Linked DNA regions of Mus musculus: regions 1, 2 and 3 are each linked to region 4. A link is a loop called in an ENCODE intact Hi-C map of the cell type or tissue named here. Cell type or tissue: left cerebral cortex. All regions are shown on one strand.

What was found. A loop is a pair of places that touch in the nucleus more often than their neighbours do. Peaks named below come from ENCODE experiments on the same cell type or tissue, not always from the same donor. Only the 100,000 strongest peaks of a DNase experiment are listed, where the experiment ranks them.
Region 1: a loop joins it to region 4, with 3 times the contacts of the local background. A loop is called at or near these places in 9 of 42 quality-filtered maps.
Region 2: a loop joins it to region 4, with 2.8 times the contacts of the local background. A loop is called at or near these places in 8 of 42 quality-filtered maps.
Region 3: it touches region 4 in a loop (6-fold over the local background); 10 of 42 quality-filtered maps call a loop at or near these places.

What each region holds. Positions count from the first base shown.
Region 1 is chr2:85,005,655-85,010,654 of GRCm38, reverse strand. The region is part of intron 8 of P2rx3 (purinergic receptor P2X, ligand-gated ion channel, 3); the gene reads left to right. Among named protein-coding and RNA genes, the nearest start is that of Gm39868, 16 kb to the right of the region's middle. In left cerebral cortex, a CTCF peak has its summit at 2,686 (motif pointing right); a DNase peak (open chromatin) is centred at 2,693.
Region 2 is chr2:85,034,016-85,039,015 of GRCm38, reverse strand. It overlaps P2rx3 (purinergic receptor P2X, ligand-gated ion channel, 3), which reads left to right and starts at 3,182. Exons shown (of 12, transcript NM_145526.2): 1 at 3,182-3,835. The coding sequence starts at 3,717. Ssrp1 (structure specific recognition protein 1) reads right to left here and starts at 1,896. Exons shown (of 17, transcript NM_182990.4): 1 at 1,688-1,896; 2 at 1,047-1,222; 3 at 478-663. The coding sequence starts at 1,100. In left cerebral cortex, CTCF peaks have their summits at 1,233 and 1,929; DNase peaks (open chromatin) are centred at 1,859 and 2,343; H3K4me3 peaks cover 2,130 bases; H3K27ac peaks cover 1,822 bases.
Region 3 is chr2:85,011,795-85,016,794 of GRCm38, reverse strand. The region is part of intron 8 of P2rx3 (purinergic receptor P2X, ligand-gated ion channel, 3); the gene reads left to right. Among named protein-coding and RNA genes, the nearest start is that of P2rx3, 22 kb to the left of the region's middle. In left cerebral cortex, a CTCF peak has its summit at 2,395 (motif pointing right); DNase peaks (open chromatin) are centred at 3,881 and 4,737.
Region 4 is chr2:84,828,956-84,833,955 of GRCm38, reverse strand. Timm10 (translocase of inner mitochondrial membrane 10) reads right to left here. Exons shown (of 3, transcript NM_013899.2): 3 at 3,743-4,166. The coding sequence ends at 3,965. Among named protein-coding and RNA genes, the nearest start is that of Timm10, 4.4 kb to the right of the region's middle. In left cerebral cortex, a CTCF peak has its summit at 2,145 (motif pointing left); DNase peaks (open chromatin) are centred at 1,819 and 2,096; H3K27ac peaks cover 1,317 bases.

The DNA of each region.
Region 1 (5,000 bases), 180 kb before region 4:
GTTAGAGCCCAGGGTATGGATGGATTCCAGCCCAGGGAATAAGTGTGATTGAGAGCAAGTCTCATTCCCTCTGTAAACCTGTTTCTATTTCTATAAAATGGGCTGTAAAGACTCTGTAAACTCTGAGAGCCTAAATTAACACACATAGGTGTCTAGGGGCATGGCCAGGGAAGGGCTTTGGAAGCTGGGGCTGCTGAAGGGTGCACTGTTATTTATAGCCCTGTCACACTGGGATGGAGCTTCAACCCTGCCCCACAGAAGCACCTCTGACAAATGATTTATTACAGCAATTGGCGTTTGTACTTACTCATCCTTTATCTGTCCCCGCGGATGGCACAAGGGAACACATGTAAAGCATCTCACTACTGTCAGGCCTCAGAATGGCTCAGTTTGGTCCAGCGTTGAAATGTTTGGTTTGGTCACAGAACAGGTAGGTGTCTCTGTGAACATCTCAGTAAGAAAACACAGTCAGCCAGAGCTTGGGGAGAAATGTACACCTGAGGAACCAACACAGGAGCAGAGGCAGATAGATAGGAAAACTGGGAGCCATTACCACCCTAGATTTGTAGTCGTTGTGGGAGAAATGGGTGTCTAGATTTAAACGAGGATCCCTGGCATATGCAGCACACAGGCACAAACAGGCACAGCCAAGATGGGACTGAGAAGCAGTACACTTGCCTTCTGGTCCTCAGCCATCATCAACCTCTCATCAACCAAACCTGCAGACACCAGAGAGCAAGAGGGCAGTCCTCAAAAAGCAGAGACCCACTCTAGAGACAAGAGAGGAGTGCTTTACAGCAGCCTCCTGCCAGTGTCTGGCATCAGTGGCCCTTCTAGGTAGGCCTGGTAGTGATGCTTCATCCCTGACAGCTCCAGCCTTGTCTCCTCTCTCCTTTCTCTTCCCCCTCTCAGATCAGCACTGGCAGCTGCTTGAGCACTGTCTCTCTTCTAGTACTTAAGCATCATCAAGTCAGAGCCATGGTGTGCTTTCCTTGATAGCTGTTGGAAGCACCTACTTAACAGGCTTCTTGCCTCGTGGGACTGCAGTCAACTCTTTTTTTGGTTTCCAGCTTAGGGAATTAGTAGACTTGGCATTTGAGCAGCCTGAGTTCAGATCTCAACCATGCCCCTCACCTGAGAGTTGTCCTTTTCTGTAGCTTGCAAGATCAAAGATAGAGAGTCTGGGTGTTGTGATATACAGCCTGTAATCTCAGCACTTGGGCGGCAGAGGCTCAAAGGTTGCCACAAGAATCTTTGTTTACAGAGGGAGTTGCTGGTCAGCCAAGCTACATAGAGAGGCCCTGTACCAAAAGCAACCTAAGTAAAGGAAGGGAAAATAAAACAGGTTACACACACACACACACACACACACACACACACACACACACCCTACTGAATCTGTTTAGTGTTGCTCTTACGTACATGTTTAGGAATGACAACTTAGGATTGAACCACATATCAAAGAACTAATTTCTGGAGAAAATTGATTCTTCCTCTCTCAGCAGCCACTGAGCCATTGATTACCTGTAGCTCTTCAGCTAGGAGTGAGGCCGTGTGAAATCTCCCCCACTGACATGGCATGTCACTGATGTTGTCATCATGCAGGTCTTGTTTAGACAACCATATTATTGTGATTTTTGTGGATACTGCTTCCCAATTTGTCTAGGAAACACTATCTAACAGCAGGAGGTCCTTTGGCTCTTAAAATCTTTCCATGCCCCCCCCCATGATGTTCTCTGAGCCTTAGGTGTACAAAATGGCTGTGTTGTAGATACATCAGTTGGGGCTGAGCACCCCACAGTCAGCCATTCTCTGCATTCTGACTAGTTGTGACTTCTGTAATGGTCCCCATCTGCTGAAAGAAGAATATGCATTGAGGAGAGATGAGAGCTAGTTTTAGCTTTAAGTATAAGGATTAGTATTTGTATTTAGAAAACAGTTAGGAGTTATACCAGCTTAAGAAAGTGGCAGTTGTAGGTGCTTCTCTGAAACCTCACTAGTTCTGGGTAGTTGGCTAGATTTACAGTATGATGCACGATTTTTTTCCTGTTCAGCAAGCCTTAAGTCCAACTATAGACTGCTGTTGGTTAGCATCAAGCTATAAGTACCACTATTTCATTTTCAGGGATATCTTGCTATGCTGGTCATTGTTGTGATTCATAGGCATTACAGCTGGGTAGATCCTTTCTTTGGCAGCTTGTATGACACCTTCAGATACTATACGAGCGAGGCTTCAGGTCCAGAGGAGTTCTTCCAAGTCCTGTATATGAAGTGCACTAGGATCTTACTTTCACATTCCAGTGTCTTCACACTAGAAAACACCAAGGGCAATGACAGGAGCCTCTTGGGCTCTCCTGATCTGCAACTTAAAGTGAGATTTCTCATACCTGGCTTTTAAAAAGATTTATTAATTTATTATATGTAAGTACACTGTAGCTGTCTTCAGAAAATCCAGAAGAGAGCGTCTGATCTTGTTATGGATGGTTGTGAGCCACCATGTAGTTGCTGGGATTTGAACACAGGACCTTCGGAAGGGCAGTCAGTGCTCTTACCACTGAGCCATCTTGCCAGCCCACTCTTATATTTTTAAAGCAAGCTTATAAAACAATGTGTTTCCCTATACCTTTTTAAAACATCCTTACTGTCATTTACGTATGAGTACTCTGTCTGCATTTACAGCTGCATGACAGAAGAGGGCAGCAGATCCCATTATAGATGATCATAAGCCACCCTATGGGTGCTGGGGATTGAACTCGGAAACTCTGAAAGAACAGCTGGTGCTTTTAACCACTGAGCCAACTAGCTCTATCCATCGTTTATTTATGTCTCCTTTTTCCCTCTCCTGCTCTGCTGAAGTATTTCCTTCCCCCTCCCAATGCTAATTTATCCCCTTAACCACTAGGTGCTGATGCTTCCAATTTACAGATAGGGAAACTGATATGCAGATAGACAGGGCAGGTTGGAGGTGGGAGGGGCGTTCACAAGGTCGTATAAAGTACGTCAATTAGTGTTCCACATACCTTATGTCCCCCTCCAGTGGCATCTATCTTTCTACCTAGCCAGCTGCCAGATCTCAATGTTTCCTGTTTAAGAGAGAAAACAGCATGTTGTTACCACCATCCCGGCTCCATCTGCCAAATCAGGAGACTCAGGAGGAGCCCAGCCAGCAGAAGGATGCCCAGTCTCTGGGGTATGGGATGCCATTGTCTGTAGTGTAAATACTCCGCTGTGGTCAAGCTACAAGGGCAAAGTCACTGGAAATGAGATTGGGAAGGCATCTACACTGTTAGTTGTCCTACCTAGCCAGAACCATACATAGCCACTTCAGTTTATCGCTACCCTCCAGTCAAGACACACTCTCAGCTTCTCCAAACCACGGTGTCCTTTCCCACAAGAGCCTGCTATTCTCTTAGCCGGGAATTCTATCTCCACCTCTCTCCCAGCCCTCCAGTCTCAGTGTGTTGTTGTCACCCAGAGCTTTGCCTGAAGCTGAGCCTAGGCCAAGAGTCTTTGCTGCCTGTTCTCTTAGAGCAGTGTTCCTTAGCTTCCCAGCCCCCTTCTCTATCCCATTTTGGATGGTATGACTGACTGATACACCTTTCCCTCTAACAGACTGTCAGCGGTGCCTAGCACACACTATGTACCCTAAGCATTTTCTGACCACTGAAAACATGACAGCTGTCTGACCTTGGGCCCTACTGAATAAATAGGCATTCACAGGGTGGAGAGGAAAAGCGGGGCGAACAGCGTGAGCCAGAGCTCCAACGTCTATGGGGAGCACGTTCAGGACTTGCAGGACGGCAGGCATGTGCTATGGCAGGGAGGATGTGTGTGGAGGGCCTGTACTCCAGGCCAAGGTGGCAGTGAGTGTCCTTGTCATCAACCCCACTTCCTAACCAAGAAATTAAAAACTAGAGGCATCAAAAGGGGCTGGAGCAGAGGTCAGCCTTCCCCTTTGCAGATGAAGAGGCTGGGGTCTTTCTTCCCACTCAGTGGCTCTCCTGAGCTTCCTGTGCTAGTCCTACTTACTGATACCAGGTACCCAGACGCTGGCAAACGCAGTAGATCCTTTAGCTTCAGAGCTGAGAGAACTGACTTAAAGCATGACCTAAGACAACCCAGGACGGGGAGGAGAACAATTCTGGCTGTCCTGCCTTCTTTTCTGTTGCTAATGACAATGCTGTAGCTGGGTAAGGACAAAGAAAGGAGGTTTATTTTAAATTGGGATTCTGAGCCAAGGTAGAAGAGACACATCTGGAGATGGTCTTCTTGCTGGCAGAGTCCCAAGGCAGCACAGGGTATCACAGTGACAGGTAGCATTAAAGAGACCCACCAGACCTGCTGTTACAGCACACCCTCCCTTTTGTTCTGTTTTGTTCATTTGTTTGTTCTCTGGGTTTGGTTTTTTGTTTGTTTTGAGATGGGGGTCTCTCTATATAGCTCTGGCTGTCCTGGAACTCGCTATGTAGACCAGACTAGCCTGAAACAGAAATCTGCCTGCCTCTGCCTCCTGAATACTAGAATTAAAGACCTGGCCATAATATATAATATAATATATAATATATACACATACACACACATATATTTGTGTGTATGTATATGTATGTGTATATGTATATGTAATGTGACACCATATGAGACCTGGTATCTGTGGAAGTCAGAAGAGGAAGTCAGATCTCCTGGAAATGGAGTTATGGAGAGTTGTGAGCCACCATGTGGGTGCTGGGAACCAGACCTGGGTTCTCTGCATGAGCAGCGAGTACTCTTAACTGCTGAGACATCTTCCTGGCCCCAGCACATCTGCTCTTGCTGCAACCCTTTATCCCATTTCTTCATTAATCACAGAAACAGAGATTCATGAGGGTAGGGCCTAATCACTTCTTAAAGGTCCTGCCAATACCACTTCTTAATATCTTGCCATGGAGATTCAGTTCCAGCATGCATTTCAGGGAAGACCAGCCATATTTTTAAATTCCAGCTTTGCTCTCGCAACTATTGAC
Region 2 (5,000 bases), 210 kb before region 4:
TTTTTAACAATAACCACAAAAACTTTTTTTCTGGGCCTCTGGCTAAGAGTAGTAAAGAAACTTAAATTCCCAGATACATGCATCACCTGAGTTTCTAAACTTTGTGTAGGTGATCTTTTGATGAAAGTGAATATTAAAACCAAGTAACTCAAAAGCAGCTCAAAATGGAAAAGCAAAATCCTAGAGCACCAAGCTAAGATGCTGAGCCAGGACAGAGGGAGCAAGTGGAAACCATGGTATAAGTTAAGATGGTAGAAAACCTCCTGGAGTCCAGGTACACGACACGTGTACTGAATACACAACACTGTTTTTTTTGTTTGTTTGTTTTGTTCAATAGTCTCCAACAGCCTTGCTTCGAGGAACCCAAATGAGCAGTAACATGATTATCAGAGAAACGCCAACTGTCTCTAGAAGATTAAAAATAAAAAAAGACAAGGCAGTTACAAAGAAAGTGGGTCACAGAACAAGATCGCTCACCGATTCGCGGAAGCCATCGTACTTGTAGACATGCCCATTCTTTGTGAGCAGTTTAAGCCCATGGCCTAATGCTACCCGACGCCAGATGCCTTCTGTCAACTCCCCAGCCTGGATGTTGTCCACTTTGCCCGTCTTGCTGTTCTTAAAGATGATACCCTGACGGCTCAATCGAAGCCTCCCATCATTCTGCCCAAAATACAGACCCAAAATCAGAACAGGGTAGTGTGTAGTGGATCCTTTCTACCCCTTACCCATGGGATGCAGGATGGCCAGAGTATCAATTGAAAAGCGGTCGTGGTGAAATCAAGTTAAAAGACACAACAGACATTAAGTCTAGACTGCAAGCTTGGCTCTGGCATCAGAAACCCTGTAAGGGCCCCAGTTTCCTGGTTTTCTAATACAACTCAACAAACTCAACATCTTGCAACTCTTTGAGACTTTGCTCACGTTTTCGCTTGGGGGACACACTGATACACTGTTTCCAAAAAAGTAGTCAGAGTTAAGCTTTTCGTTCATAGATTCGAACTCTTTCCCCCTCTCTGCCTTTCTTTTGCCCAAGCCATTCTCACCATGGACCCTTTCACCTCCTGGAAGATGTCGTTGAACTCCAATGTCTCTGCCATGTTCACCTGCCCGTGGTGGCCTGAGCACACAGCCCTAGGCTGCACCAGAGAAAACGAACCCTTCTCTGGATGCTGTGCCCCAATTCCTGGTTAGTTGTGTAGATGTCCAGCAGGGTGGGAATCTGAATTCGGGAAGGAGACTGATAAGCAAGAAACAACGCCACCTTACTCCGCTCAGCCATGTACCTGGTATGTCTCAAGTTCTTTGCTGCCTGGGGATCTTACTGACCCGTTCTGCAGGGCTCCTGAGGCCAAGGCCCAGGACCCTAGGTGCAGAACCAGGCCTATAGTGGCGCTTACACCCCAACCCGACACCCTCTCGGTACGTTCCACGGACAGGCACGGCAACAATCGGCGGAACCTGAGACCCGCTCAGAGAGCGCACCTCAACTCCGCTCAGAGGGTAGTGTCCTGATCGCAGAGACCCCACCACCCCGGGGCCCCGCGTGAATCTACGTTTCTCCCCCTTCTTTTAAAATGGATTCGCCCATTGCCCGCGAATTTGAACGCGGATCGATCCATTCCGATCGTCCCGCGGGGGAGCGGGGCCCATGCACACCAGGGGCCCAGGGATCGCGACCACCCACCTCTAAGAGCTGCAGCCTCGCGACGGCACAGTGAGGGCGGTGGGCGCAGGGGGACGCAGGGGAGGGGGTAGGGATGCGGGGGAAGGGATGCCGGGGAAGCTTTTCCCGCGTGCGCAGCCCCGCGTCCCGCCACCGGAAGTCGCGCACGGACCATAGAGAGGAAGACTTGGCTAGAACGGCATCATCCGGGCCGACCAACGGGTACATTCGCCTAGAGCGTCGGCACTCCCCCTGGTCGGCTAAAGCGAGAGGCTTGCTATGGAATCCCACGCGGCTGAATTCTTGACTAGAAAACGGGAACACTCTTTAGAAAGTTACAAGCTGCTCTTCAAAGACTAGATTCCGAAGGGAAATTATGCGGTTTTATTAGGTGTTCAGGTTTGTATGTTTGTTGGAATCATGCACGCCCCTCCCTCCTGTGAAATAATCTGGGAAGGAGTCTGTTGAACAAGAAAAATACAGAGGTGTAGCCCCACTAGCTGCAAAGGAGATGCGGGTGTCGGCGATTGTGCTTGCTTTCCAGCTGTACCCTGGCAAGTAGATCAGATCCTTTCTGCAGTGAGTTCACCTACCCCCAACACTATCCTGTCCATATCCCTAATTTGTGGGTTCTCAGGAAGAGCCTAGCAGATGGCTGCATTAAATTCAAGTGGTGGTGTCGGATTTACCTTTGAGCTAGAACTTACTTGAAATCACATCAGCCTACGTTGGCAGAAGCCCGGATGGCCTCACATAGCACCGGAGTGCATCTTGCAAAATCTGAAGCCAGGTCTGACAGAGATGCTTGAGTTTATCTCATTTTACAGATGAGAAAAATGAGACCACAAAAGATTTGCGACTGGGTGTCAGTCCATTACCATCAAAACTGGAACCTAGAACACAGACTCTTTAACATCAGCCTTTTATAATCATGAGGGTTCAGGGTTTAGAGTGATTGCTAGCATATGTCCTACACAAAGACAGGATAAGCCCACAGTTTCCCTGAAATATCACTGCACTGACTTGCTAACTCAGTCCTGGGATATGATATAGATAAAAATGTGTTTTGTCATTCGGTGCTTGTGGCTTTAACCACTATCATTGCTAGCACTATTTAGCTAAGTCAAACTGGGCTTAAGACATAATGAAAACCTATTAATGCAGCACGTTTCTAGGATCTGACAAAACTGTTGAAGATCGTTAAAATAGCCCAGCCTCTTAGGAGCACATACCCTAACAAAAGATTTTAATAACTTCGGGGTTTAAAAAGAGAGGGAGTTCAGTAATTTCTGTGCAACTTGAAGAGTTGCAACCAACTAGAGTTAGAAATAAGCGACTTTCCGCTTTGTAGTATTACAAATCTGTAATCACAACACTCAAAGACTGGGGCAGGAGGATTGTGAATTTGAAACATGGCAACATAACAAGTTAGACAACATAATGAGATGCTGGAGGGCAGAGAGGAGGAGATGGTAAGAAATGCGTGTCTTCCTCCCAGGAGACACAGAACTGTCAAGAACCCTTTCTCCCTATTTGTGCTATTAGATAGAAATCGACAGACACTCAAGAGTGGAGTTCTTGGCTCAGGCAGATGAGCTAACTCAAGAGTGGGCAGTTACAAGGGGCTTTGGAGAATACAAAGCAGCTGGTGAGCTGGGATAGAGATGCCGCGTAAGAGAACAGAATAGAAACAGTAGACAGAGTGCAGATGAAACATAAGTCCCAGAGGGCCCTAGCCAGCTGCATCTCAGGCAATCTGGAGCCCGGGATTGGAGACCCCACCCCTGCTGTGACATCACAGGGGAGTGGAGTGAAGATGAATAAAAAGGTGGTCCACCGCCCTGGCCCTGGACTGTTGGCTTCTAGAGTGTCAAGAGGAGAGACGAGGCACTGGACTACAGTTGCCTGGCTTATAGGAACTGGCTCTTTTCCTCAAGCCCCATTAAGCAGCCCACTCCAGTTCTTGATCTCTGTCTCCCAGTCCTGAGGTCTTTTCTCTCCTTGGGCTGCATCCACAGCCTTTCTGGGTGGCTGTGAGCACTTTCTCAGTATGAACTGTATATCAGACTTCTTCACCTACGAGACTACCAAGTCGGTGGTTGTGAAAAGCTGGACCATTGGGATCATCAACCGAGCCGTTCAGCTGCTGATTATCTCCTACTTTGTGGGGTGAGTCCATGGTCCTTCGGATGGTGGGACAGAAGGGCTACCTGATGTCCTTCCCTCCCTCTCCCAAGGCTGCTCTGCAGCTCCTAGACCCTCTTCTCTGGGAAACACTTTGATTTGTGGGAGCCATGTCCTCAGGATTGGCCTCTGCCACTCCCATCTAGACCCGTCTCAGGTGCATTATTTTACCCAGAATCTCTTCCAGGATTCTAGACACATACGCCAAGAATATGAGTCCATTCCCTGGTTAAGAAAGGACCCATATGGTCCATCTTCCCAGACCAAAACAAAAACAAAAACCAAGTCAGACCCCTCCCCACATTTCCCCATTCCCCTCCATTGAGTCTTTAGAGTCCCAGAAAGATAAAGGAACGCAGGAAGGAGGAATGAAAACCAGGGAGATGGGCTGATGTGTGGAAGAAGAACCAGCTAGAGAGGAAAGGGGAGAGCTGGCTTTAATGTAGACTTAGGAATTTCTTCTTGTCATAGGGCTAGATGGTGAGAGGTTAAAAAGCAAGAGACATCTGTTCTTGGAGAGCAGGAGAACTGCCCCCCAAGCTAGACAGAGGCACAGACACACTCAAGGGAAGACCTGCCCAAGAGAAAGGTACCTTTTCTGACTTAGTGTGGGGCTTTTCCCCAGGAATGCAGAAATGATACCTATTGTTAAACAGCATAAATTCTCGCCTCACTCTGTGTCATAAGACACATGCTAGGGGTTGCTCAAGGACCAGCCAGATCCCAACACCGCCCTCCTGCACACATACAAAGGGACTTTGGCAAACAATGGCTGGGAGGAAAGCACGGGTCTGTCCTTCTTGCGGTCATTTCTACACACTGGTTGGCACCAGGAAATGCAGGCAGAAACCTCAAGGGTTTTCTTTCCTGGCTTGTGGGTCTGTGGTCGCTTGCCGTTCCTTGAAACGATGAGTCTGTTTGTGAAAGACAGCCACTGACTAGATCATGAGTTAATTCAGGCAAATCAAAGAGTATGTCCTGTGTGCTTGCAGCTGGAGCTGAAAGGTGGGAGTAGATAGATAGATGGGCAGATGTGGTTTTTCATAGTTCTGTTCCTTGGGTTTGATGAGAGTCTGTAGGCTTTAGTATAGCATTGTGGGGACATCAGAAGGAATTCAAGCTATGGAGTCGGATTAAATGGCCTTGAAGC
Region 3 (5,000 bases), 180 kb before region 4:
ATAAAGAAATTAGTTTAGACAGTTTATTTGGGCAAGACTAGAGAGATGGTCTCTGAGGACTCTTTCAGTATAACACTCAGGATCTAAGGGAGCCACCTGAGAGGTATGGTCTCCACTAAGGATCCCAAATAACTTACTCTCTTAGCAGAGGTGGATGTACAAAGGAGCAAAACTACCGAGTTGGGCCCTGGGTAAAGTTCCCAGAGAGTTCAAAGAAGAGTGCTGTCAGGAGATATCTGGCATCCATGCCTAACAGCGCTCTGCCTAAGTGCTACCACATCCCTCCACCTGGGTCCACCACCACTCTCATATAGCAGTTGACACTCAAGGCCAAAGGCCACAAAGTCATCTTTCTGAATGTTCAGATAAGAGAAGAGGGTACACATTATGGTTTCAATAACACAGTGATCTTATGCTGTTGTCTAAGTCTCACAAAGCTACTTAACAGTAGGACTGACACTCATTACCCCAAGTGCATAGCATTCTGTATGCTTTGGCCAGTTATTCCACACCTACTCTCGAAGGAAGATGCTACAATCCTTCCACTGTACTAATGAGAAAAGACGCGGGGCTCATTGTGTTTACTCACTGCCAGTGTAACACATGGAGTACATTTGAAGACCTGGATATGAATAAATATTCTTGACTGATATCCACCACAACCAGGAAAGCTTAGAGACATTCACACTAGTTAATCCTCAGTGAGACATGCATAGCTGGTTGGTACCTTCTACCCTGCTGAAAAACAAAGAACCCTAGTTCTAGGGAAGTGAAAATACCAGCAGATGCCAGCGGCACAATTCACAGCCTGGCCTTTTGCCTCCCAAACAAGTTCATTTGTCTCTCTCTGCAACAGAGGCCAGACTCCTCACCACTCTATTGTTGCCATCAGCTCTGGAGAGAGTGAAATTATTCAGACTAGATTGGCCTTGCTCTAAGCAGCACATTTGATACCCAGGGGCAGCTAGAGACCTGCACCTCCATCACTAATTACATCTGCAGCTCATTTCCATGCCCCCACCTCCCAACTTTCTGCAGCTCTTTGCTTGCAGAATCATTGATTTTGAGATTGTCTAGGTGTTAAAAGATCCATTGGGCACTTCTAGACAAAGCTGTCCTCTTTCAGAGAGGAAACAGGAGCTCTGAGGGAGAAGTGATTTGTCTGAGATTGTGAGAGCAACTTAGTATATATAGCCTTAGAGGTCATTCTATCCTTGCTCCCGCATCTGTCTTCCTAAGACATAATCCCAAGCACAAGGATACTTCATACGGTCACCTGTTTGTAATGAGCCAGGTCCAGTTACTGGCAAAGTAGCCTTGGGGGTGCATCTCCCTTCAATCCTTACCTAACGTGCTTGGTTCTATCCATCTATACTATCCATCTATATTAATTTTTGTATGTTCACTAAAGGCTTTTGTTCTTTCTCCACCTGCAATTTGGTGGAGAGAATTTTCACTCCTTGGTTTGCCTATTCCCCATAGGTAAATATTCTAATTATCCCTCAATATAATGTTTTCAAAGCTTTTTTCCAAGCATATTGAGAATGCAGTTGCTAGGGTTGTCTGGATTTGTGGTGGACAAAGTGCAGCTGTATCTAAAAATAAAACCTAGCAGTTCAACAATGCAGATAAAAGACCCCCAGGAGGTGGCATCCCGTAGCTTAAACACAGGACTGAGAAGTGGGTCTTGCAGCTCAGGTAGACACTCAGTTCACCGGTACAGGGTTTTAAGATGGGCTCCTTGTTGTAATTGTGTGAGCACAGAGAGCATGTGAGGGCATTAATGTGTTCGTTAGCCACTGAATGTGGCTAAGTCTGAGTGAGAGCAAGTCAGTGTGTGTGTGTGTGTGTGTGTGTGTGTGTGTGTGTGTGTGTGTAGGCACTGATGGTTTAATGACAGATTTATAACACTGTATCTATCAGGGATTCGGCAGGAAGCAGATGGCAGTTTCAAATTGGGTAATTCGAGGAGAGCTTAATAAAGGGGCTGATCTGAAAGTGTGGGCAGAGTGCAGGGAAATTACAGGCCCCAAAGATAGGACATGGGTCTACAGGGCAGAGGACAGAAGGCAGGGGCTGGAACTAAAGTCACATGGGCATGTGAGGAGAGGGGAAGCCCCGCCAGCATCCAGAACAGAGACAAAGCAGTGCACCAAGTCAGGGAGAAGCTTGAACCAGAAGGTACATATGAGATCTAGTCCAAGTCCCTCTACTACCAGGTGGAGGCTGCTAATCCCTTTATACTGTTGCTCAAAGTGTGAACCATTGCCCAGTAAAAGAACAGGCACTCACAGACATAAGCAATTTTTTTCTTAAAAGCCATTTTATCTACAAATATAGATTTTCTTTTCTTTAAGATTATTTATTTTATGAGTACACTGTAGCTGTCTTCAAACACGCCAGAAGAGGGCATCTGATCCTATTATAGATTCCTGTGAGCCATCTTGTGGTGGCTGGGAATTGAACTCAGGACCTCTGGAAGAGCAGCAGCAGTCAGTTCTCTTAACCATTGAGCCATATCTCTGGCCCCCAAATATACATTTCCTTAAAAGATACTCTTTTTTAGACTAGAGACGTAGCTCAGTGGTAGACCACTTTCTTAGCATGCCCAAGGCTGTGGTTCTGAGGTCAGTCCCTAGCATGTCACTAAAAGATATTTGTCTGCAAATATAAGACTCACAGGAAGTAGTGACATGGGCCCCCTTTCTCTCATATAGTTCTGTTACCCTCACAGGAAATTAGCATCCTAGATGGGGGCAGGTAGGTCCTTCCAGCTCCGTATACATTTGTACATATGCAATCTAAAATTCCATGTCTTTGAAGACCTCAAAAGCTCACCTCTGTTCCTTATGTTAAGAGCCCTGAACGGTGAACCTGTGAAACCCTTTCTTTCACACCTGTGCTTCTGACCTCATTCACAGATCACCACACCCTCCCACGCAGAAAGGTTTTGAAACTTGTCAGAAATGACCCACCTTCACCAAGGCTCAAAGCCAGAGTCTTGGTCTGTATTCATTCCTTCTAACTTACCTTCAACTATTATGACTTGCCAACAACACACAAATGTAGTAACTGTAAGATTACAGTGCTGATTAGTAGGGGGAAAGCAGAAGCACTTTTTAAAACTCCTTCACCTTTAGTAAAGAATTTTTTTTTAATTCACTTTACATCCCACTCACTTTCCCCCTCTCCGTTACCCCCTCCCACATTCCTCCCCCCCCTCCATCCTCCCTCCTCTTCTCCTCCAAGAGATTGGGGCCCTTTGGATATCCCTGCACCCTGTCACATCAAATCTTTGCAAGGCTAGGCACATCCTCTCCCACTGAGGCCCGGCAAGGCAGCCCAGCTAGAAGAACATATCCCATGGACAGGCAACAGCTTTGGGGATAGCCCCAGCTGCAGTTATTCAGGACCTACATGAAGACCAAGCTGCACATCTGCTACATATGTGCAGGCAATGATCCAGCCTGTGTAAGTTCTTTGGTCAGTAGTTCTGTCTCTGAGGACTCCAAGGGTCCAGGTTAGTTGACTCTGTTGGTTGTTCTGTGGAGTTCCTATCCTGTTTGGGGCCCACAATCCTTCCCTTATTCTTCCATAAGAGTCCCCAAGCTCCATCTACGAACAGAAGCACTTTTCATGATGTCTGGTTTCTCAGTTTCCCTCTAAGAGTTCCTAAGACAGCATTGCTCCGAAAAGGCAGCTCAATTTTGGATTTCCTCTCTTGGTGTCTGGGACAAAAAAAAAAAAAAAAAAAAAAAAAGGCCTGTTCATCTGCTAGCTGTTCCTCGCGTGCTAGGTGTTTCCAGCAGGCGCTCTGTGTTGGAAACGCACCCACAGCAGCTTTCTCAAAACGCAGAGTTGGCCTGGTTCCGCTACCATATCACAGCGTGCAGATCACTGAGCTCCTCGGCCAACTGAAAGAGTCAGAGCTGAAGTGGGCCCTGGCGCTCGTCACTTCTCTACAGTCTGCATTTCCCCTCCTCCTTCCAAATGCCACAGGACATGTGTCTTTAAAGGCAGCCACTTCAGTCCTTTTCACAGAAAACCATACCGTTGGAAGGCCTCTTCCGTGGGGTATGTTTTTTTGTCGCCATGATCCTTTTCGCTCCTCACCATCCTGTGGTAGTAATGAGAGGGCCAGTGGTCCTGGGTGGACCCAGCCTTTTCTAATGTGTGTTTCCATCCTGTCAGCACAGCAACTGATGTTGTTAGTAGAAAATAGGATCGAAAACTTTTTGAGTGCTGACCAAGGAACTAAGAGGGTTATCTTCTCACCTCTGAGGAACTCTGGGCCTCAGAGTCTCCTTTATCTAGCCAAGGCCACATACCTTATATAGTGCCAGAGAAGGTATTCAAAGACTGGGCCGCTGGCCTCACAACCTACACTTGCAGCTACAGATAACATAGCAGGACCAGTAAGGTTGCCTCCCACGCCCTGCTTGCCCATGTGGCCCAGACTAGCCTACAGCTCATGTGACCCAGGATAGCTAGCTTCTAACTCACAGTAATCCTCCTACTTTCCTGATGCCTAGATGACAGGTGTGGGCCGCTCCAGCCAGCTAGTAATGTGCTTTTAAAAATCAACAGCAGACTTTTTAAATGGCTGCTTTTGCAATTAATCAGGTCCCTAGACTCTTAAGTAAATAAACTTGGCTTCAGGCCTGTCTCTCAGGGGAGGAGTCCCAGCAGGCTCTAAGGATGTGGCCCCCGTCCCAGATGCAAAGAGACTGCCAGGCGATATTTTCCTATCGGTACGGAATCAACTGTAAAAGTGTATTTCAGCTGGCAAAATGACTTCCCAGCAGGCAAAGCTTTGCTGAGAACAGCACCTCCTTCACAGAGAAACCCAAATTCCAGGCCCAACTCTTCCTTCCCAAGTCAAACCCGGATCCTGCATGTTTATTGCTGTTTTTCCTGCTGGTTTAACAGTTTTGAGTCCTGCTTTAGAAAGGAGTTTCCACTACTCTATGGGAGGACAAATCATTTCTAAACAGATATAT
Region 4 (5,000 bases):
TGTCCACCCTTCAGAAAAGCATCCCCCACTAGAATTTAAGCTGTAAGAAGGGAAGTGTCTGTTTTTCTGTTTTGCTCATGATGTATGCCAAGGACCTAGAATGGTACCCAACACATTCTAGCATAGGTGTGAAGAGAACAGCAGTCTCAGACAACTGCTTCAGGTACACAGGCAACATGTGCACAAGCTGTCTGTGGCGGAGTTACCTCAAAACTCAATGCTTTATCTCAGCTTCTCAAGGTTGAGAGATAAGATGTGACTTGGCGGGCTGGTGAGATGGCTCAGTGGGTAAGAGCACCCGACTGCTCTTCCGAAGGTCCAGAGTTCAAATCCCAGCAACCACATGGTGGCTCACAACCATCTGTAATGAGATCTGACTCCCTCTTCTGGTGTCTGAAGACAGCTACAGTGTACTTACATATAATAAATAAATAAATCTTTAAAAAAAAAAAAAAAAAAAAAAAAAAAAAAAAAAAAAAAAAAAAAAAAGATGTGACTTGGCTGGGTCCTGACCTTCAATATCTCTCACTGGCTTGCAAAGCGTGGATGAGGGATGCTGTCATCTGAAAGCCAAGCAAGGGCAGGATCTGCTTCTAAGCTCACACCTATGGTGGGACATTTACCATGTGAGTGTTGCTTACCCCAGGGGCCACTTCACAGGTCAGCTTTCCACATGGGAGCTGGCTTGATCAGAGTTAGCAAGGAAGAGAAGAAGAACGTGCAGTCTTTTATAACTATATCCTGTTACCTTAGCTATGATCCTTTTTATCAGAAGTATCTTTCATCTAGTGCACATTGCATACAGGGAGGGGATCCACGTAAGAGTATAAATACTAGGAAGAATCACTTGAGGCCCCCCGGAATCTTAGAAGTTGCCTACCATGGGATTCACTCACAGTAGAAGGCATAGGCCAGAGCTTACTGGCTCAGGCCAGTGAGGAGGAAGCAGAAACCAGTGGTGAGAGCTTTGATGAACAGCTGAGCCTTTGCCCATCTTCCAACAGGCTGTTATCAACGTAGTGCAGATTTACAGATCTTCTAACTTCTTAAAAGTAGCCAAAGCCTAGATTTTTGTGAAGTATTTCTTTATTTTTAAAACTAGGATAATCAAGCAAAACAAAATCTGGGTTTACACTTCCTTCCAATGACAGAAAGGACCTAATTCAGTCTTGTTTCTCAGACCTTTTGAAGAGTCTACGACTCTCCAACCCTCCACTCCATCCCAGTGCTTCACTGGCAGCAAGACCTTAGCCAACTCATTCTGTGCACATCCCACAGAAGACAGTGTGAAAATGCAAAGTTGCTGCAATATAATTTCCTTAGAGGGGGCTGGGGTAAAAAGGAAAAAAAATGTCCTTAGGGAAGTCCCCTTAAGCCATCGAAAGCAGCCTTGGGTTTGTGATTCAGAATTCCAGCTCTGCCTTTGACACGTGTATAACTCTTCTTCATCCATAAAAGGCAACAGTTGTACCTACCCCAGAGTTGTCCTAACATTACGCAAAATAATAATACAAGGCCCACAAGAGAGGTTAGCTACAGCAAGTCCACATAGGTGAGCCAGCCTTTACATCATCAGCCCTTTCTCCTTTCACAATCTGTACCCTGTCCCTCCTTGATCCATTATCTACTGCCATCTAACACGGTCTGTCTGGCTGAGAGAGCAAGCCTGTGAAAAGCAGACCTGTTCCTGCCACTGAAAGGTTTCAATCCTGTAACAGCCTGCTGACGCCCTTAGCGGGAGACACTCCAACTGGCTTAACACAGCCTACTCCCTAAGCTGTTCTGGAGCTGAGCCTGCCCGGGCTTCTGGGCTCATTGCTCAGCTTTTCTCTTCACACTTGGTGTTGCAGCCACACTGCAGCTGTTTCCCAACCCTCCACACTTCCCTGCCGTGGCACAGCCTAAGAGCTATCCCTGAGCTGGAACCTCTCCTCCTATGTCCACCAGGCCTTGTTTGTTCCAGCTCTGCACTATCAAGAGAATACTCATGATGTCCCTTTTAAACCTGAAAGCAGATACAGTTTCTCTTTTCCTCACAGTGGCTCCTCTTCCTAGCAATGTGCTGCGTTGCTGGCAGAGTACAAGCAGCTGTAACTTTGTGGCACAGGCCCCAGCAGCTCAGACCTGTGTGCAAACAGCGCCACCTGCTGACCAAAATGTGTATTTCAACTTTTAGAAAGACTTCGGCCCGTCCTAACAGAACAAAGCCTTTTGCGATTTTACAGAAGTTAATCTAGTGTTTCCACTTCCCACAAAATTTAGCAAATGATTGAGTATTTGGTGTATTCCAGACACCTTTCTAACTATTGGGTTATTAGTTTGCACAACCACTCGAGGAGGCAGATGGACCCTACTGCAATTTTTAACAGGTAGGGTGACTGAAGCAGTCAAAAGCCTCTCCCAAGGTGACACAGCTTGAAATCTCAGCCAAGACTCAAAACTGAACCTGCACTTGTAAGCTAAATAAAGTCTCTGCCTCTACTGTCCCAGACACCTCTACAGAGAAAGCCTACACTGAATGTACAGCTTTGACAGTGGCTTCATTCTGAAAGCTGCAGTCCCAGGGCCCTCCTCGGACAGCAGTAAGGCGTGGCCTTCCCACTGCTATACTGTGTGACCTGTAAGCAGCTGCCTCTCTGAACCTGTTTCCTAACTATACCTTTACCTGGGTGGGTGGGCGCTCTCATACACTGAACAGTGACTGGGGAACAGTCTCAATCAGGAAAACACAGATGGTGACGTCCCCACTCAGGTCCCGGCCTAGATTGCTTTCCAGGATGGCTGACCCACATCCCATCTTGACAGTACTATAGCTATCTAGTAACACCTGGAGCAGAGTGGCTACTTGCTCACAAAATCCTATCCACTGTCACATCCTCTAAATCGCTCCTTTTTGATGTGGAGAAATGGCCTGCTTGCCTCCACTTACTATCCAGCTTTAAAAGATACTTAGTGCTTCCTATACCAAGTCACTCTACTATATCACAGAGATGTAGCACATTCAGAGTCACACAGCAAGCATCAAACTCTAAGCACAAACCTACCAGTCCCACTGGTCTATAGACTTAAAGCACTGTGTTAAGGTACACAACCATTGGGCTGGAAAGATGGCTTAGTGGTTAAGAGCACTGACTCCTGCTCCAGAGGTCCTGAGTTCAATTCCCAGCAACCACAAGGTGGTTCACAATCATCTGTAATAGGATCTGATACCCTCTTCTGGTGTGTCTGAAGACAGCTACAGTGTACTTATACACATAAAATCTTAAAATTAAAAAAAGGGGTGGGGGGGAGCCGGACGTGGTGGCGCACGCCTTTAATCCCAGCACTTTCGAGGCAGAGACAGGCGAATTTCTGAGTTCGGCTACACAAAGAAACCGTCTCTTGAAAAAACGGAAAAAAAAAAAAGGGTGGGGTGGGGTGGGAGTACACACCTGTAATCACAGCATTTAGAGGCTGACACAGGAAGACTGAGATTGAAGCCAGAAGCAGACCGGGCTGCATAATAAAACCTCACCTCAAGATACAAGCAACTTGCTGAGCATGGTGGCACACATCTGAATCCCAGCACTTGAGAGGCAGAAGCAGGTGGATCTCCGTGAGTTTGAGGACAAACTGGTCTACAGAGTGAGATCCTGTACTTAAGAACAAAACAAAAAACCCCAACCCCACAAATAGAAAGACCCACTGCATTAAATTCCCTCTACTTTTGGATGACTCTTTACTCTCAAGTAAAGACACTGCGTTGCACAAATTTGTTTTAATAAGATATATACATATACACACATACACAGTCACAAACCAGCGTGACAAGTCCCCTTCTTCAGCCAGGAGAGCTCTACTACACGCAGGGGTCCTGGAGATGCTCAAGGGCCTAAGTATGACAGGTTTCACATGTGACATCCATTAGGGACACTTTAATCAGGCAAGTGGCAAGGTACACCTCAGGTGTAGACAGCCTGGGGCGTCATGCAGGCCCCGAGCTCTGCTGTACCCTCTTCATCAGCTCCTCATCCTGCATTGACAGCTCTGTCAACTTTTTGCCCATCCTCTCATGGATGTCCAAGTACTTGGATACACATCGGTCCAGACACACAGACTCGCCTTTGGACAGCTCTGCCTCCTTGTAGTGGGGAGGCACGCACTTCCGGTGGCAGGCACTGGTCATTCTGGGATTAGAGAAGAACAAGGTTGTATCAGTGACTTCCTGGAGCATCCCAGGCACCTTCAACAAGCCCAACCCTGCTGCATTGATTCTTGCCTCGTTCCCTCCGTCAAGAAAACAGCGGGAACCCCCAGTTTTCACTTCAACCACCTTGGAACGCTTTTCCAACTAAGACTCTTCTTTGAGTCATGTACAAGACTAGTTAAAGAGGAAGCACTTGCTGAACACCGGCTGTGTGCCAGGCGTCACGCTAAGGGCTAATACAGGTTCTGTCATGCAACCCTCACAGTAACCCACTGGGGCAGGCACAATCACTATCCCCACTTTACAGACGAGGAAATTAAGACACAGCTCAGTAAGAGCTGAGGGTCACACAAAGCTAGGTAGTCTGACTGCGCAGTCTGTATTTTAAAAACCATTCCAATTTGTAGTCTCCAAGACAAACCTACCGAGAGCTGCTGTCGAAAACCAGCAGATACCTGCTGGTTCCTGTATGATGTGCTAATGCTAGAGGCTTTCAGTTTAATATTGCAATGTCTTTATGGAGGGAGCAGTGCTTCTTAGGTCAGTTTTACTGATGAGTAACCAGTTATGACATTCAGCCTAAAGACACTCAGCTGCTGATGGTGCAGCAAGATGTTTCCAAACGGCTACAAGCAGTAGTTTGAAGTCAGGCTGAAGTTCTGGTCCTGACATTGCTACTGACCAGCTACAGCCCCTGAGATTATTAAACCCCTTGACACCTCAATTCCCCTGTGTTAAAATAGTACTAATAAAATTAACCCACTGATTTTCTTTCTTTCTTCCCTTTCTTTCTTTTGAGACTGGTCTCATCTAT